Linked DNA regions of Homo sapiens: region 2 is linked to region 1. Evidence: chromatin contacts called from ENCODE Hi-C or POLR2A ChIA-PET data. All regions are on one chromosome and are shown on one strand. Each heading gives the region's core, a stretch centred on a gene start or an enhancer-like site at or near the end of the contact. The rest is flanking DNA. Distances are from core to core; before and after follow the strand shown. Region 1 overlaps COBL (cordon-bleu WH2 repeat protein). Region 2 has its middle 41 kb from the start of COBL.

Region 1 (6,496 bases), core at 1,309-3,808:
CTATTGCTTCTTTTATTAACTTTGAAAAATCCCAGAAATTTTTTCTTCTCTTTATCTGTCTCATCATTGCCAAGTGATGATTTCCTAAAGGTTTCTGGAAAAAAAAAGCACTAAGTTATTTTTCAGCATCTGAAACAAGAGATTCAATACTTTACTTAAAAAATCTTAATAAATGAATCCTCTACTCTTAAACTTTTAGTTCTTGTAAGAGAGGGAAAGCCATCAACTATTTCTTTCAAAGCTGTCCGAGCCACTTCAAGTCCTCAGGTCCATTTGGGAAATCACTACAGGTTCTTACACAGTCTTTTAGGAATGATGGAGGCATTTTCTCTGGGTGTGGTTGTGCCCTTTTGGAGAATGACAAAATAAATAAAGTTCTAGGGCAGAGCTGTCCAACAGAAAGCTAAACCAGACCACACATGTAATTTTACATTTCCTAGTGGCTACATTAAAAAGAACCAAGTAAAATTAATTGTAATAATTTCATTTAATCCAATACATCTAAAATATTGTCATTCTATCATGCAGTCCATATAAAAAGTATTGATGAGATATTTTACATTGGTTTTGGTGCTAAGTCTTCACAATCCAGCAGCCCTTTAGGCTTACAGCATATCAGTGTGGACTCGGTACATGCAAGAGCCACATGAGGCCTGTGGCTGCCAAATCAGCACAGCTCTAAGACTGCGACATCAGTGCAATACACCTGCTTTAAGAATTATGAGTGAGGTACAAACTTTAACTAAATGAAATAAATCAGCAGCTTTCCTGCTCATTTCCAGAAAATGGAGTAACAGCTATGGGCTCCCCAGGTGGTATTTGAAACAACTGCATCAAATCTCCCAGGAACCACCTTTCCAGATTTTCCTTCCTCTGCTGCATCCAGAACGTTTTCCTTTCAAATTACATTCTCTAGGGGAGCAATTGTTTTCTTCTTTCTTTTTCCTGAAGCTCTAAATCCTCAACCCCTCTTGAATTTTTCTTCATCAGGATTCTAGAGCCAGGTTGGAACCTTCCAAATTCCAGACAAGCACACTGAAGCCCAGATGTGTCTGTCAGCTGACAAGACAGCCATGGGATGTGGTTCCCAAAGCGAGATGGAACCTGCAGCATCAGCATCGCTGGGAACTTATGAGAGATGCGAATGCTTGGGCCCACTCCAGACCCCCAGAATAAGAAACGCTGGGTGCAGGGCCCAGCACTACACAGTCAAACTAGCCCCTAAGGAGGCTTAAGCTGAGGGTCTGGAGAACACGCTTGGGAGTGGTGCTGAGAGATTAAGAGCGCCCATGTGTGAGGCACACTTCGGAAAACCACTTAGCTCCTCCAAGCCTCAGCAGCTTCATCTGCAGGTTGAGGGTGAGTGCATCAAGCACGCAGACGGCACTCACACAGCTCAGCACACTGCTCACTAGTGTCATGATTTGCTCAGGAAAGGCCTTTGTCATTACTTCATTCCATTCTTCTCTGCCAGGGCATACAGATATGACAAGAAGAAGGAAAGTGGAGGTGTTCCTGGAGGATAGAAAAATGATTTTTCCCATATCACTGCCAACTGATAGCAAGAGCTCTATACCATTGGTGGCAGAATCATGGACTGGGATTTTACAAATTCTGCCATCAGACTATTAATGCAAACAAGGTAACCCTCAATTAACTTCTTGACCTGCTAATATATGATTTCACATTTGAGTTAGAGAACACACACAGCAGTCAGTGCATTAATAACACAGGCGTGAACACTGATAGCGTCCACACAGCAAAGCAAAAACCCAGCACACACGCTCCTGATATCACGCTGTAGGAGCAAAGGTGCACATCCTAGCCACCAGGGCAGGGCCAGGACACTTGGTTACATGCAGGAGGCTCCAGTGGAGGCACTGAGCAGGCTCCACATCGCACAGTACCCAAATCAGAGGGCCCACTGCAACATGGTGCAGCAGCACCAATGCATGTGTGCAAACGCGCTGTAAAGTTAGTTGCAGCAAGCCCTCTATTAGGTACAGAGCTATAAAGAGGAAAACAGAGCACACAGTTAAGACTGCATCTAAACTATTATATGCTTTAATATGTATGTTTATAACCAAGGATGTTTCTAGAATTGAGTGGTATGTGACATGGACCAACGGATGCTCACGAACTGACGATGGGGTTACACTTTCAGTTCACGACGGCTTTATCCAGATGTGACCCCATCGTAAGTCCAGGAGCATATTGAATGCATAGCACTTTCACACCATGGTAAAGTTGAAAAATCTTAAGTTGAGAAATTGTCTATGTTGAAACAGATGACATCATAGTATCCTACTGATAATCGAGAAGTAGAGCATTTTCCTAGTACACAAGCTGTATTACACCGACCACAGAAAGGACAGACTGCATCAGAAAACTGCAATGAGATCTAGCCTGTTGTTTCTCTTCTTGAATGAGGACAGTGGCTGATCATCACCTCTAAGGACTGAGGTCGGCTCCCTGACGAAGGGTCCAGGACAGCCCCGGCACCAGAATGCCCCTCAATAGTGGGAGAGACACTTTCTCATGCAGCTACAGCCTGCAGCTGTCTGGAGGCACCAGGGGCCTGTGACTCACAGTGCTGAGCTGCGCCTAACACTGATGGTCTATTTTTAGAGGTGAGGCTTTGGTCTCAGTCACTGACTGATAGGGGCCTCCTATGAGGCCTCTAGAGGCTTGGCAGACACTGAAGAAGAACTGGTTTGGGAGCAAAGTAGGAGAACTCAGTGTTCCCATCAGCCAAAATTTCCAGAGGCTGCCCAGCTATAAAGCAGAGCAACAATGAACAACTGATGCATAGCCAGCCCTCGAACACACGCAAGTGAGCTCTAGAACCCATGGTGCCTATGGTATGATAAGCTGAGGGTGGCATTTATTTTGTTTGAATTTACTCTAATTTACACGTAATTAAATATTAAGAAAAGTGTGGGAACTCACACAGTCTGCAAGAAAGTTTTACTTTCTGAAGCATTACAATGATTTGAAAAATGTTAAAGATGAATTGCAGAGTGGCAGAGAAGGATGAAGGACCCTTAAAGACCAACGAGTCCAAACCACTCACTTGTCTAGAGGAGGAGACTCAGTGACCAGAACAAGGCCATAAGGAGTAAATGGAAGCGGGGGACCAGGTCAACATCTGCAAATGTACAATGGGCATTCTACATATGTATATACATATATGTATATGTTTAAGTATATATATATATATATATATACACACACACACACACACACACACATATATCTATATCTGCCTATATATACATATAAACATCTCTTTCTGTATAGAAATATCTCTATGAAACTTAAATAGATGTTGGAATAAATGCAAAATCTGGACTAATCATTTGCATACTTGTCTATGACAGAAAAGGTTAAATTTTAAAATCCATACTGTCCCAAATTCTGTAGCATGCAGGATGGCCTTCAGGGGCAGGTAAGCATGGGCAGGCAGAGGTGAAAAGGAAAGGGTGCCTTTCCTGCGCACACCACTTCTGATCTGCCCTGAATTATTGGGCAACAGAATTTGTTTTCTGTAACAGCCTCCCTCATTTCTCATCAATTAGAGCCACACAGCAAATTCTCCTAAGAAGCATTCTTATCTGAACCAACCAGGGAATCAAGAAACCAAACCAAAATCTCATGTCAGCCTCGCATGCACCTTCAGGAGGGCCCCAAGCCAAACTTCCATTCCTTGGAGTCTGGCACAAAAACATCACCTCTGTGCAGCTCTGACCCCAGAGCCATGCATAGTGCAGCCTCACAGCGGGAGCGGGAAGCCCCAGGTTCACTGTACCTTGACAGCTCAGGGAAGGCTCGGACTGAGTTTTGCTCAGACGAACTGGAAAAGGCAGGCAATGAGAGAGTGAGGTCCAGCTTTGAGATGTGTGGGAGTCCCTGACCCAGGCCTTGGCCCTCACAAGCCTCAGAGGGGGGCTGTCCTGCTGCAGCAGTGAGAAGGTCTCTTGCTGGGTCAGCTTGCCTCTCTGGGCTGGCCCTCTCAGGGCCACAGCTGCATAGCCTGCTAAGCACCGCTGAGGACGCAGGTGGCAGCAGAGCCCTTGGCTTTATCAAGATGCTCCCACCGGGGATTCCAGGGGAGGGCAGGCCTCTGCGTAGCAATGCCTCACCTCCTGCCAGCTGCCCTTCTGTTCTCCAGCAGTGGTAGGGCTCAGGAGTGGACGTCTGTCCCCTCCAAGTGCCTACCAAGAGGATTGAAAGTAAGGGCTCCTCCAGCAGTACCCAGCAGGCCTGCCCAGGGCGGTTGTAGGGGAGAAAGGGAGCCTCGGAGATGGCCTCTGGACAAGTGTCTTTTCTTTTCGAATATTTGACAGTGAGCAGGAGGCAGGCATTTGGCAGGGACGGTAATCAAATGTCACAGCTGGCATGGCACAGGCATGGTCCAGACGAAAGGGGTGCTGGCCACAAGGCTGGAGCAGAGCCCCCATGGTGGGGAAGCTCGTGGTGCCTTGGGGGTGGGGTGGAAAGGGCCAAAATGTCCAAAGGAGTAGAGAGGGGGACTTGGAGGTTTGGGAGCAGCTAGTTCCAACCAAGGGCAGAAGTGCTTCCAAATCTGAACGGCCAAGCTGACCGCACCGGCTTGTTCTGCTCTGTCCCATATGAGGATCAGAAGAGATGCTCTGGGCCCCTGACCACATGAACACTTCAGCTCCTACATTCCCAATGACCATGGGCTATCCTGGGTCCTCTCCTTCACAGACAGGCAGGTTTTATATCACTTCTCCCAAGTGCCAGGTTCAACATCTACCTTTCAAGATACATCCAAGTGGTAGCATGTAACAGAAACACTTGTAAGCCTTTTTATTTCAGATACCTGAACGTGAAACAGTTTTCCCTTTATTTTTCTTTTTATCTTAACAAATGGAAGCTGTTTCCAAAGAGTCATGTAAACCAAATTTAAATAGTGCTGATATACTCAGTGCCACCAGGCCTTTGCAGCAATACTGAGACTATTTCTGTCTGTGTTTTAAAAAAGACACTGGATAAAACACAAGATGCATTATTCTCAAATGTCAGAGTACTTTTTTTGAAGAAATAAACAGTCCATGTATCTTATACTCAACTGAGCCAAAACCCTCTCTTGAATGTCAAATCAGATCTAGATGCCAGATACCCAGGAAGACAAGGGCGGACTTGGCGGGGAGAGGAAGGCTGGACAGAGATTCCACTATGATCATGGATTTCACAATAAACTTGGTATTAAGAAAAAATATGGCCAGGCGCAGTGGCTCAGGCCTGTAATCCCAGCATTTTGGGAGGCCAAGGCAGGCGGATCACCTGAGGTCAGGAGTTCGAGACCAGCCTGGCCAACGTGGTGAAACCCCGTCTCTACTAAAAACACAAAAATTAGCCGGGCATGGTGGGAGGTGCCTGTAATCCCAGCTACTCAGGAGGCTGAGGCAGGAGAATCACTTGAACCTGGGAGGTGGAGGTTGCAGTGAGCCGATATTGCACCATTGCACTACAGCCTGGGCTATAAGAGTGAAATTCCATCTCAAAAAATAAAAAAAAGAGAAAAAATACATTTTTGTTGGAAAAAATTAGAAAAAAAAGTCATAGAAAAACAGGAAAAACTTGAATATGTATATATTTTTTAAACTCAACCTATTCAATATTTGTGGAATAATGAAACAGAGACAACAGACATCAAATGAGGCTTATTAGAAGAGAAACTTTTACGAAGTCCATTTTGATCATTCTAAGGTCAAGGAATATAACATTTCCTTTGGCCTGACAGTAGCAGTTAGCACTCTATATCAATCAGAAACATGTGCTTACACAACATAACAGTCTCTGCACCAGCAAGGCCTCTGGGCTGCCACTCTCACCAGTGGCTCTAACTGTGGCCTCATACTAAAAGCCAGTTTCACATGATGAGCAAGCAGGATGACACTGGCAACACAGTGAGGAGGCCTAAGGTGGCCCTAAAGTTATCTTCAGGAATGGATCTCACGCACTGTAATTGTTCAGTTTTAGAGAACAGCTAAATGAATTTCTGCCACTGGTTTTAGACATGAGCAATGTTTGAAACCTGGGAACAGCAGTTAATGGCAACTGAAAAAGAAAATCAAGATAATTTTTTTTTTAAAGAGACAGGGTCTCACTCTGTCACCTAGGCTGAGGGCAATGGTGCAATCATAGCTCAGTGCAGCTTCAACCTCCTGGGTTCAACCAATCCTCCAGCCTCAGCCTCTCCAGTAGATGGGACTACAGGAATGGGGATGCACCACCACGTCTGGCTAATTTTAAAATTTTTTTGTAGAGACGGGGTCTCACTATTTTGTCCAGGCTGGTCTTGAACTCCTGAGCTCAAGCCATTCTCCTGCCTCAGCCTCTCAAAGTGCCAGGATTACAAGTGTGAGCCACCAACCCACAAGAAAGTATTATAGATGGTTTGGAGTAGTTACTTCAGAGCATAAGCTCTAATCTCACCTCACCTTTTCCCCTTTTACTTATGTCGTGG
Region 2 (6,496 bases), core at 1,347-3,846, 170 kb after region 1:
TAGTTAATGTGAATCATTGTCTGTCACAGAAAGAGCTGAATTTCTACTTGAAAAGCTAAGACCCTGAGATGATATGATGGCAGAGTAAACTTGAGAAGCCACACACAAATGTCCATGCACCTCCACTCCAGGCATAATTCTTCATTTTTACCAGAGCTGTGTTCAGTCAACTGGGTATCTGTCTTCTTAGTTCCTTCCTTTTGTTATTCAACTGTTTCAACTTGTGGTCTAGATGAAACGGCAAAGTTTCCCTTATCCCCCTCGCAGAACTTGCATTGGGGGGTGTGGCTCGCTTCTTCTGCGCCCCATTGCTCAAACCTCTAGGGGGAGCATGCAGACAGGCAGGTAGTGGGGAGCATCAACCCCATGGCAGCTTGTAGGGTTGAAGGTTTACAGCTCCTGAGGCCCCAGTGGGTGTGTGTTACAGGGCGCTATTTCAGTTTAGCCATCCATAGGGGACTTGTGTTAATCAGCTCAATTAGAGCCTCTGCCTTATTGAAAGGACAGAGGGCTTTCTGTATCCCAGGTTCTTGCCTTAGTGTACTGGAAAAATCGGATCACATGTGGGCTTGGAGAATGAGTGCAAGATTTTTTATTGAGTGGTGGTAGCTCTCAGTGAGGTGGATGCAGAGGCCAGAAAGGGGATGGAATGGGAAGGTGGTAGTTTTCCCCTAGAGTCAGGCTGCCCAGTGGCTGGGCTCTGCTCCGACCACGCCAGCCAAACTCCGTGTCATCCCGGCAGTCGATAACCTGCCGGCATCTGCTGGTGCCTCTCGGTGTGCTGTTTCGCCAGTGTGTTCCTCTCGATGTCCAGCTGCTTGTGTCTCTTCCCACTAGGGTCTCAGGGTTTTTATAGGCATAGGATTGGGGGCGTGGTGAGCCAAGATGGTCTTGGAAAATGCAACATTTGGGCATGAAAACAGAAATACCTGTCCTCACCTATGTCCATGGGCACAGGCCCGGGGGTGGAGCCCTAGCCAGGGACCTGCCTTTCTCTACCCAGCACTTTCCTGCCCCACTCTCATATCATAGATACTGATTTATTCTTCTGTGGATCTTTCCCTCCTCAGAGCCCTATCATGTAGGCCCCTATATTCTACCAAAACTTCATATGTGAAACAAAAACTTGAATGAGATAAGGCCCAGTGGCCTTCTGTTTAAATTCTCAAGCTCCTTCATCTCTCTTTGGCATTGGCCATTGTCAATGGTCCACTCATTGAAACAGGCTCCTCCACCTCCTTCTATGAAGCTAGGTTTTCCTGTTCTTCCCACTCTCTGACCACTCCTTTATTTTCTTTATTTAATTCACATAGTAGTTCTTTAGCATGAAGCTCCCAGATCTCAGTCCTTGGATCATGCCTGTTCCCACTAGTGGCTGGATTCTATTTAGCTGCTTTGTTTCTATTCTTAGGACCAGCCTGACCCCACACATTTAGAGGTGTAGCTCCAACCTAAACCTCTCCCCTCTGTGGGCTCCTCACCCCACCCTGATGTATCCACTTTGACTCTCTCAGCCTCTGCCTTGACCCCTTCTTCTGTTTCCCTCCCACCCCTTGGATGCGGCTCATTGTGTGCTCTTCCCATCAGTGACCTTAGCCCCCTAGAGAATGATTCAGAGATTTATGTCCCCTCCCCATCTCTAGATGGCTGAGGCAACCCTTCTGGTCCAGCCCAGCTTTGCATCCCCTGCTCTGGCTTTGTCTCCATAGATGGCTGTCCATCAGTGCAGCAATGGCAAAGTAAACAGGATGGGCACTTACAGGACTGTGGTGTGGGCTGGGCAATGCTCCATGAAACAAAAGTTCCTCTCACACCTTTTCTCATTACGTAAGCATAGGTGCTGCATCCGGGCACATAGAGCCATGTGCTGGATGAAATGCATCATGCCTCGGTCCTCTTCCTTGTTCATGAAGGTAACTTTCCTCCGGGTTACTGAGAGAGGGCATGAGAGAGGGCATGGGTGTCCTGTGAGGCTCAGAGACTGCATTTGCCCTTTCCCTCCATTTCAAAAGTGTCCAAAGGTATTGGCGGTTTTGTGACCCCTGTAAGGTATTGGTGGTTTTGTAACCCCCCATGGGACGTGTAGTTCTTAACAAAGACTGGTGAGCAGGGCTGAGCAGGCTGCTATTCGCAGCTGGAGGGCAGTGTCTCAGGGCTGAGTGGCCAGGCTGGACATTCTCTCTACTCAGGATGCTGCTCCCACCTGGGGCTTGCATAAATCAACCTCATCTCTTCCCGCCCCCAGGCATACTAAATCACACTGTGATGGCGAGTCTTCTCCCTTTTGCCGCCTGTGCTAACTCAGGTGGAACCTGCCCCTTAATGTGCCACACTGGGTTACTCATTCCCTGGGCATGGTGACCTCTGGGTTGGAAACTTTCTTTGGAAATGTGCTGCCCTTCGTACGCTCTGCTTGTTTTCTTTAGCAAATTGTAACTAGGTGAAGAGAGCACCAAAGGGAGCCAGGGTCCCTTAGGAACGCCATGACCTTACCACGCCTTTTCCCAAGGACAAAAGAGCTACGCTTAGCCAAGTTCCCTTAGTGTTGACTGATATGCATGTTATGTCATGCGGAAGTGAGAGGGAACAGTTTGCCTGCCATTTGGGCAAATATAGTAAGTAAAGAGTGGGTCCAACTTGAGTAAAGAATGACCTGCTCACTCATTTTGAATGTGCCAGCTTTCGGCCTCCCTAATTGCAGTGGCCTGACATAAACCTTGCTGTTGTGGAGATGCCAACATCATCAAAGTCAGCCTCTAAACAGCTAATGCCATTCTGGGCTGGAACACTCGACTCTTTACCCTGGTTTTCTTCATCATTTTATCAGACTTGCTTTAATTCCCTCTTTTTAAATTAATTAATTAATTAATTATTTTTCTGAGACTGAGTCTTGCTCTGTTGCCCAGGCTGGAGTGCAGTGGCACAATCTTGACTCACTGCAACCTCCGCCCCCCCCGGGTTCAAATAATTCTCCTGCCTCAGCCTCCCAAGTAGCTGGGATTACAGGCTTGTGCCCCCATGCGTGGCTAATTTTTGTATTTTTTTTTTAATAGAGACGGTGTTTTACCATGTTGGCCAGGCTGGTCCCGAACTCCTGACCTCGTGATCCCTCCTTGCTTTGGCCCCCCAAAGTGCTGGGATGACAGTTGTGAGCCACTATTCCCAGCAATTCCCTCTTTTTGAGACTGTTAGATAGCAGAAAATTAATGTATATTGCCCTCTAGTGATTAATGATTACAAACACTTAACTACCAAAACATTTACTGATACTCAATTATGTTAAAAATCCCATTGTTTTATTCTGCATATAAAAGTAATGCACACTTGTGTTGGGAATGTAAAGCATATCTGGACCTCTCTTCTGATATTCAGGTGCCTTTATCCAGACGACTACTCTGCAGGTCCACGTGGGTCCCTGTTAGGCACCTCCAGCTTTAGCTCGTCCTGAACCTACTCCGCCAGTACTGCCCTCATCTTCCCCTTTTACCAGGGCCTCAGACCCAAAGCCTTGAAGTCATCTTTGAGTCCTCCCTGCCTGTCACAGCCTCTGGTCCTTTCAAAACAAACATATGAGAATTTGGGCTTTTGTCAAGGCACTGATTCTATCCTGCCTATCCCAGACATGGTCATCTCTTGCCTAAATCCTGGCCACAGCCTCCTTACTGGCTTCCCTGATTCCAGCCTTATGAAACATAAGTCTATTCACATGGCTGCAGAATGATTCATTTAAAATGTAAGTCCAAGGCCGGGCACAGTGGCTCACGCCTGTAACCCTAGCACTTTGGAAGGCCCAGGGGGGCGGATCACCTGAGGTCAGGAGTTTGAGACCAGCCTGACCAACATGGTGAAACCCCGTCTCTACTAAAAATTCAAAAATTAGCCAGGCATGGTGGTGCACTCCTGTAATCCCAGCTACTCAGGAGGCTGAGGCAGAAGAATCACTTGAACCCGGGAGGCTGAGGTTGCAGTCAGATGAGATCACTCCACTGTGCTCCAGCCTGGGCAACAGAGCGAAATTTCGTCTCAAAATAAATAAATAAATATGAAAATACAAAATTAGCCAGGCATGGTGGTGGGTGCCTGTAATCCTACCTACCCAGGAGGCTGAAGCAGGAGAGTCGCTTGAACCCCAGTAGCAGAGGTTGCAGTGAGCCGAGATGGTGTCATGGCACTCCAGCCTGGGCAACAAGAGTGAAACTCCGTCTCAAAGAAAAATAATAAAAATAAAAACAAAATAAAATGAAAACAAAAATTAAGATAAAATATAAGACCAGTAGTGTCTCTTTTCTCCTCCAAGCCTTTCAAGGACTCTTCCTATTCAGAATAAAGCCAACATCTTTGAAATGGATGTTGAGAGAGAGAGCAAGCCGAATTCTTGCTGAATGAATGTGTTTCTTCTCTGAACAAGTCTAGCTTTTGAACAGAACAGACATGAAGACAGTGAAGGAATGCTTATGAAACTGTAGGAAGGGCTGGAGGAGCAGGCTCCAGGCTCTGGGAGCACCCTCTGAGCACTCCTATAGAGCATGGGGCTGGCATTTGCCACAGAACTACAGACTCCAGCCAGCCAGGAAGATTTTTAGTCCAAAGGCCACTGCTGACATTGTGGAGGTCAAAATCTCACCAATCTGTTTGACCTCCTCCAAAGGCAAAGGGCTTATCAATTTTCTGTTAATAAGCTACCCAGTAGATGTTTTTTTTTTGTTTGTTTTTGTTTTTTTTTGATGGAGTCTTGCTCTGTAGCCCAGGCTGGAGTGCAGTGGCGTGATCTCGGCTCACTGCAACCTCCACCTTCCGGGTTCAAGTGATTCTCCTGCCTCAGCCTCCTGAGCAGCTGGGATTACAGGTGCACACCACCACACCCGGCTAAATTTGTATTTTTAGTAGAGACAGAGTTTCACCATGTTGGTCAGGTTGGTCTCGAACTCCTGACCTTGTGATCCACCCACCTTGGCCTCCCAAAGTGCTGGGATTACAGGCGTGAGCCACTGCTCCCGGCCCAGTATTTTGTTATAGCTGCACAAAGAGACAAATACAGGCATACTGGGGGATGTTAGGGATGGACGCTGAGGATAAGTTCCTTATATCCACCATAGCCTCTGGGATAAGGTCAAGGTCTGAGGAAAAGGGTCCAACAAACTCTTAGCTAGATGTACTCTTCACCTAATGCAGAGATGTGCTTATGATTAAAGTCTAACTTTTTTTACAGGGATTATTACAACCTTAAGTTTGTGTTCATTGTCTGAGACTGGCCTGGTTCAGTTCCCTCATTCCTGCACCATCTCCTTAGTATGCACGCATTTATAAAATTTATCTTTCAAAGAGCCTCCAACCTCGCTTGTATCTGCAACAGTGATGAGCACAGGAGATCCTTCTGGACATGACTGTCTTAATATCAGTCTATCCTGGCACTGTGGCCATACTGTGCCAGGGCCATCTTCAGCACTTGATTAACCAGCAACTGTACAGTCTCCTGAACCAAGGCCTCAGGGTCTGCTTGGATGTCATCCCAACCTGACATATCATGTGCCCTTTTCTGAGAAAATTCCAGAAAATCTTAGACATTCTATGGCTTAGATTTAGTCTTCTCCTTTCTACAGTAACTGTCTCAAATATCAACCTCCTTAAAAAGGAGAGAATAATATCTGGGTCCCAAGACAACCTGCAATGTTTCGGCAGCTGATTGATGACTATGCTGTCTGTGCTTTTGCAGTGAGGAATGACCCCTGCAGCTTATTGGTGGATGCTGCTGTCTGAGTAGGGCCCCCCACATTTGTGCCTATTTCGTGGGGACTCCACCACAGTAGAAGTCAATTTTAAACTACCTCATTGAGAATGGGATTGCTCATCACCAGAGGCTGACATATGTTGACAGGCTGCTCTGACCCCAGCCCCGGGAAGCTACATTCAACCCTGAAACTCAGCTCACAACAGGACAGGTAGAAGCTCCTTTTGAAACATTCATTTGTGTCAGCAGCCTCATTATCAGGTTGAAGACTTTTGCTGGAAGTCTTCCTACCCAGTGCCCAGGGTTGGGGGAGCTCTAACACTTGGAAAATGCTGCAGTTGAGCACAGCGGTTGTTGTGGACACCAAACATACTCTGCTGTTGGGGCAAATTTGAGGGTGACCTTGGGATGAAGGATCCCAGAGGGGACCTGCTGTGAGAGAGGGCACCTGTGAGCCTGCTCAGGGGCTCAAGGCAAGGAACTGGACCTGTCATCTCATCACAGCACGAAACTTTCCCTACAGGGGTTTCCACTGGCTCCATTTTGGGATAATGATCCTGAGTCATTCCTCCATTTCTGACATTTATATTCTGGATAAGGATGGGGTGAGATACCATGAGATCGCTGTACCTGCTCCAGGGTTCTCTATGCTTCTAGGGTTCATCCCTACTCCACCTTTTTGTCATGGACCCTATATCAAGAGAATACCTTTCAACAATTGTTTACCCTACTGTCTCCTCAACATGACCTGCGTCATTATTCTATCCT

Evidence for each region. A loop is a pair of places that touch in the nucleus more often than their neighbours do. ChIA-PET counts read pairs that join two places held with the same protein, here RNA polymerase II (POLR2A). Pooled maps may share reads with other maps.
Region 2: a loop to region 1 is called in a map of heart left ventricle, with 8 times the contacts of the local background. The contact joins two enhancer-like sites. A Hi-C loop is called at or near these places in 23 of 168 maps with a recorded cell type or tissue (Caco-2, GM23248, Right ventricle myocardium inferior and 11 more) and 21 of 50 pooled maps. POLR2A ChIA-PET finds 5 or more read pairs at or near these places in 2 of 52 experiments (PC-3 and WTC11).

Annotation. Positions count from the first base shown.
Region 1 is chr7:51,184,106-51,190,601 of GRCh38, forward strand. COBL (cordon-bleu WH2 repeat protein) reads right to left here. Exons shown (of 13, transcript NM_015198.5): 5 at 1-94. Among named protein-coding and RNA genes, the nearest start is that of COBL, 130 kb to the right of the region's middle. RefSeq lists enhancers at 3,663-4,269, 4,270-4,875. Within about 2 kb of position 2,559, at least 6 of the 41 ENCODE cell types and tissues checked have a DNase peak (open chromatin) inside an H3K27ac peak, as active enhancers do.
Region 2 is chr7:51,354,800-51,361,295 of GRCh38, forward strand. No RefSeq gene overlaps it. Among named protein-coding and RNA genes, the nearest start is that of COBL, 41 kb to the left of the region's middle. RefSeq lists a silencer at 4,810-5,026. Within about 2 kb of position 2,597, at least 4 of the 41 ENCODE cell types and tissues checked have a DNase peak (open chromatin) inside an H3K27ac peak, as active enhancers do.